2 separate regions of the Homo sapiens genome follow, and region 2 is linked to region 1. A link is an interaction called in ENCODE POLR2A ChIA-PET data of the cell type or tissue named here. Cell type or tissue: Panc1. All regions are shown on one strand. Links, peaks and the distances in the headings refer to the core of each region. The heading gives the core; the rest is flanking DNA. Region 1 overlaps BLOC1S5-TXNDC5 (BLOC1S5-TXNDC5 readthrough (NMD candidate)). Region 2 overlaps LOC105374906 (a long non-coding RNA gene).

The links. ChIA-PET counts read pairs that join two places held together with the same protein. Peaks named below come from ENCODE experiments on the same cell type or tissue, not always from the same donor. Only the 100,000 strongest peaks of a DNase experiment are listed, where the experiment ranks them.
Region 2: POLR2A ChIA-PET joins it to region 1 with 9 read pairs; 2 of 35 experiments call an interaction of 5 or more read pairs at or near these places.

The regions. Positions count from the first base shown.
Region 1 is chr6:7,955,453-7,958,376 of GRCh38, reverse strand. The region is part of intron 4 of BLOC1S5-TXNDC5 (BLOC1S5-TXNDC5 readthrough (NMD candidate)); the gene reads left to right. Among named protein-coding and RNA genes, the nearest start is that of TXNDC5, 46 kb to the right of the region's middle. In Panc1, for the core only: no CTCF peak of the experiment used is centred there; no DNase peak of the experiment used is centred there.
Region 2 is chr6:7,697,202-7,700,125 of GRCh38, reverse strand. LOC105374906 (a long non-coding RNA gene) reads right to left here. Exons shown (of 4, transcript XR_926437.4): 3 at 2,001-2,139; 4 at 144-1,767. Among named protein-coding and RNA genes, the nearest start is that of BMP6, 27 kb to the left of the region's middle. RefSeq lists an enhancer at 1,556-1,850. In Panc1, for the core only: no CTCF peak of the experiment used is centred there; DNase peaks (open chromatin) are centred at 1,821 and 2,115.

The DNA.
Region 1 (2,924 bases), core at 153-2,652:
CACAAGGTCAGGAGTTCGAGACCAGCCTGGTCAACATGGTGAAACCCCATCTTTACTAAAAATACAAAAATTAGCTGGGCATGGTGGTGCACACCTGTAATCCCAGCTACTCAGGAGGCCCAGGCTGGAGAATCGCTTGAACCCAGGAGGCAGAGGTTACAGTGAGCTGAGCTTGTGCCAGTGCACTCCAGCCTGGGCAACAGAGTGAGACTCCGTCTCAAAAAAAAAAAAAAAAAAAAAGAAAAGAAAATTAAAGTGTAAAACATGGTGTTTTGATGTAAGTATATCTTATGTAATAATTGCCACAAACAAGCTAATTAACATACCCATCACCTGAGATAGTTATTCTCTGTATGTGTGGTGAGAACACTTTAGGTCAGTCTCTTAGTGAATTTCAAGTACACAGTGCAGTATTATTGAGTGTAGTCACCATGCTGCACACTAGAGCTCTAGGACTTACTCATTAACTGGAAGTTCATACCCTTCCGTCAACCTCTCCCCATTTACTCCGCCCTCCCCCAGCCCCTGGAAATGACCTTTCTCTGTTTTCTTAAGTTTGACTTTTTTTAGATTCCACATAAAAGTGATATCTTGCAATATTTGTCTTTCTGTGTCTGGCTTATTTCACTTGGTATATCATCCTCCAAGTTTATCCACGTTATTATAAATGACAGGATTCTTTCCTTTTTTAAGGCTGAATAATATTCCATTACACAGTCTATCCTCTTGGTTTGTCCAACTTACAAGTTTTTTTCTAGAGATAAATGTTTCTTAATGTAGATGAGGGTATTTTAATAGTTACGTAGTAGGAAAATTAGATTGTCTAAAACGTATTTAAGTCTTTGTTAACATATTCATTTGATCAATATAGAGTATTTGTTTGGGACCAAGTTCTTAGAATACAAAAGCCAATAAGAAATAATTCCGGCCCTCAAAAAATTTGTAATGTGATTAATATGCGGTTTAGTTTGTTCAGAAGATACAGACTTTTTTGAGAGGAAAACAGTAATCTGATGCCATATGAAATTCAAATATTCTCACACATTCTACAAGTAAGCTTTTTATTTTTTCCTTCTTATTAAAAATATCAAACTTATTTATCTTGCCTTTGCAAGATAAATGGTAAATATCTATTCTGAAACTTTATTTCTAATAAACATTATAATTTATATATATTATATATCTGTGTGTGTATATATGTACACACACTGTAAAAGTATGTGTAAAAACAGTATGTATAAAAAAAGTACTTGGAGCTAATTTATATATATCTGTGTGTGTGTGTGTATACACACACAGATATATATAAATTAGATCCAAGTACACACACACACACACACACACACACACACACACACTGATATATATAAATTAGCTCCAAGTCCTTTTTTTTTTTTGTGGGGGGGATGGAGTCTCGCTCTGTCACCCAGGCTGGAGTCCGTGGCATGATCTCGGCTCACTGCAACCTCCACCACCTGGGTTCAAGCAATTATCGTGCCTCAGCCTCCCGAGTAGCTGGGACTACAGACATGCACCACTATGCCTAGCTAATTTTTGTATTTTTAGTAGAGACGGGTTTCACCATGTTGGCCAGGCTGGTCTCGAACTCCTGGGCTCAGGTGATCTGCCTGCCTCGGCCTCCCAAGGGGCTGGGATTACAGGTGTGAGCCACCACGCTCAGCAGCTCCAAGTACTTTTAAAAAGGAATCTCAGTTGGGCATCCTGTATAAAAATACAGTCCTGAGGAGTAGTCATTTTCATTAGTGTTTTAGTTTTACATATTCATTGTAGAAAATTTAGAATACACAAACCAAAAAGAAGAAAATAAAATTATTCATAATCCTATCATTCAGACACCACCACTGTTGTTTCAGTATATGCCTTCCAGCCTTTTATAATCTACAATAATAAACATTTATGTGCATGAGCAACAGTAACATCTCAGCATGATATAAGCCTCTCACATGCAATGTCTCATGTAATTAATGGGCTCAGGCTCTGATGTGTTTCCTGGCAGTTTTTAAATTAATAAATTGTGCGACACTTTTTTTTCATTAAATACTCTACTAAGATACCACTTTAAGTAACTGCATAATATTTTAAATAAATGTATTTAATCAAATTTTTTATTTTTTGAACTTTTTTTTGCTATTATAATAAATACTGTTGATGACATGTACTGTTTGCAATAACAAACAAAACAAAACCCAACAAGGAAGAAAATATTTTGTTACCTCCAAGAATTTTTTTTTTTTTTTTTTGAGACGGAGTCTTTCTGTGTGCCCCAGGCTGGAGTGCAATGGCACGATCTTGTCTCACTGCAACCTCCGCCTCCCTGGGCTCAAGCGATTCTTCTGCCTCAGCCTCCTAAGTAGCTGGGATTACAGGTGTGTGCCACCACACCCGGCTGATTTTTTGTATTTTTAGTAGAGACAGGGTTTCACCATGTTGTCCAGGCTGGTCTCAAACTCCTGACCTCAGGTGATCTGCCCGCCTCAGCCTCCCAACGTGCTGGGATTACAGGCATGAGACTCCGTGCCCGGCCTCCAAGATTGTTTTTGTTGGATCGATTCTTAGAAAGAGTTCTGAACACCAGGACTTGGGCAATTTTTAGCCTATTACTAGATATTACAAGAGATATTCTTCTTGTATTCAGTGTTTATATGTCCACAAGAAAATGGATTTAATGATTATCTGGTATTTTTCAGTAGTGTAAACAATCAGTTAATTTAGTACACAGAGTGAATGACATCACTCATGAGCTGCCTCTGCAGCAGCCACAAATTCTGAGTTGCTGGGAACTCATCTGACTGGCAAAATGGTGGAACGCTTTATTGGGCTCATGATACCTACTTAAAACACTCAGGGAGGCCATGCAGTTGCCTTTTTTTCAGCTCAAAGGAATAATTCTATTAAGTTTTTAT
Region 2 (2,924 bases), core at 280-2,779, 260 kb after region 1:
TTTCCACATTTTAAACTTACCTTTAAGTACTCAAATGAAGAGCTGTGTCTATGAATGGCATTTTCTATATGGCAAGCTTAAGCAATGGGTATAACTATGGGACACAAAAACTTATAATCCAAAAGACCACCAGGATGACTAAATAGTAGAAAGAAGAGCTTTATTGGTGATATCAGTTGCAAGCTGGAAGAGAAAGTCTCCAGCATGGACCAAAGATGCTCTCTCTTCAAACAGGGGAAGGACAGGTTGGGTCTCATTCCTCTGAGAGTCTGTATTACACAATAGAGTCATACGTATTCAGCAGGTTTGGGGTAGAAGCTATACATATTTATGAGGAGAGCCAAGCACAGGAGCAATGAATAAACAAACATGTAATATACATCCCATATTCACTTTGGGGCAAAAGGTGAACTATAGGACACAAAGACAGTGTGTGTGCAGCCTCTATAAGCTGGCTGAAACTGGCTTAAGGTCTGCAATTGCTCATCAGAAAAGAATGTTTGTAAGGCCTGTCCTCTGTCCAATCAGAATAGTAGTGGTCTGGATTGCAAATTGGAGTTAGGATAATTTGCCCAATAGCTCCTATTGTTAGGGAGTTTAGCAAGAGTGTGGATTTTCTTACAGGAATTTAGAAATTCGCAAGGCCAGCTGGGCCCTAAGCTCTCAATCCATAGGTAAAATTTTTTTTTCTTTTTTTTTTTTTTTGAGACGGAGTCTTGCTCCATCACACAGGCTGGAGTGCACTGGCATGATCTCAGCTCACTGCAACCTCCGCCTCCTAGGTACAAGCAATTCTCCTGCCTCAGCCTCCTGAGTAGCTGGGACTGCAGGTGTGTGCCTCCGTACCCAGCTAATTTTGTATTTTTAGTAGAGACGGGGTTTCACCATGTTGGCCAGGATTGTGTTGAACTCCTGACCTCGTGATCCACCCACCTCTGCCTCCCAAAGTGCTGGGATTACAGGCGTGAGCCACCTCACCTGGCCAACTTTTTGTTTCGTTAACCTTAAGGTCCTTCTTCATTGATAAAGTAATGTCTACTTTGGTCTCCCAGATCACAATCTCAATCTATTTTCCCAAAGAGAAAATTAATCAGGTAAAACAGTTGATTAATGATTAGCAAATAACAACAAAAAACACCTTAATACTTTAGTCCTTAGAATCCTTAAGTCTAATCATAATGCTTAAAAAAACAGCACTTCATATTGACGATAATGTAGTTCTTCAGGTAATAAAAAAAATTTAAAAAATAAAAGCACTTCATAGATAAGGGACAAATATTATTTTTTTTCATCTCCCTTTCTTATGTTCCCACAAATGGGAAAACTGGGGTTATCTTCAAGTTTACATGGTAATTTAAAAAATGAAAGCAAAAATCTAAAGGATGTTGATAAATATGCTAATATATTGCCTGCTGAAGTCCATGCCTGTTTTCCATTCGGTGAGGTCTAAGCTTATGGCTTCATTTTGTGAATATAAATTAGTGAAAAACAAAAACAAAGGCAGAACCAGTCGATATGGGCTTTCTGTCATCTTCAAATGGGGAACTGCAAACGTTTAAATCAATCCCCAGTCCTATTTTTGGTTTGAGGGAGACATATATCAACACAGATTTTTTTTTTTTTTTTACCTCTGAAAAGTAAGTCACTACTTACGTAAAACAAACACCCCAGAAAGGAAAGCTTCATCATCCTCCGCCTGCAGTGGGATTTGGGGAAGTGTGCTGACGCAACTCAGATTTTCAATTGCCAAACAACGACTGAGCTCATCTGTATGGAGTTGGTAAATTAGAAAAGGTAAACGACAAGAAATGTTGCGTAATGACACCATAAGAAAAAAAAAGTCATTTCTGAGTTTGCTGTTCTTTAAACTCTTTGAATTCTTGCTTCAGTGGCTCTGTTGAGTCACAGCTGTGATCCATGTTGGCATGAACCAAAAATAACATGACTAACTGCAAAGGTTACAGGGTTTTGGCCAGCTTTTTACGGCCACACAGCAGTACCTTTCTGTTGAGTGGAAATGTAACATTTAGCTTGTAAGGCAAATCTTTCTCAAGCAGGTTCTTATTCAAAGTTGTTTTAAGTCTTCCCAAGGCGTTGTTTCTGCTCTGCTGAAAGCTGGAGTCAGCAGACTGCTAAGGTCTGAAAGATACAGAATTTAAAGGACACACTTATCTTAGTGCAACTTCCTGTAAACATCCTATGCCTGACAAGACCACTAATGGAGAAAATGTAGCACGTTGCTTAAGTAACATAAAATGAGTACTACATCTGACTTCCATTAGCAAACATAAACGCTTTTCAGACTCCTTTCCCCTTCTTCCCCCTCCTTCCCCCAAAATGGCACTACGGACTGCTTCACTTTTTCCAATCCTACAGTGATATTTGGAAAGTTCCATTTGCTTCCGTGAAGAAAAATACAGAGAAGGAAAAAATACATAATAGCCATCTATCATCTTGTATGTGAGGCTGCTTGGTTATGGGATTCTCCCCTCCCCACCAGAAAACTCTGTGTGTTCTATGACTAATTTAGGTATCATGGTGATAACCCTATTTTTCTCTAAATAAATGACTTGTATATTCAAGTAATTTTTTGTTTTGTAATCTCTCAACGAGGGTTTGGTTTGCCCTAATCGATCTTTCATTCATTTTTGTCATTTGTTCATTTTGTCATTTTGTCACTTATTGGACAAATATTGATTAAATGCCTATCATCCTATAGGATGACAGTAGTCAGTGGCACCAGACACAGTGCTTGCCCTTGTGGCAGGGGATTTAGTAGGAAAGACTGACGTGAATCAAAGAATCACAAAATAAGTTTGATAAAACAATTGGGATAAACACTCCAATTTTGTGTTGACAAAACAATTGGGATAAAGGTTCCAATAAAGGGGAACAACACACTTTAATAGAACGTAAGGGGCCTG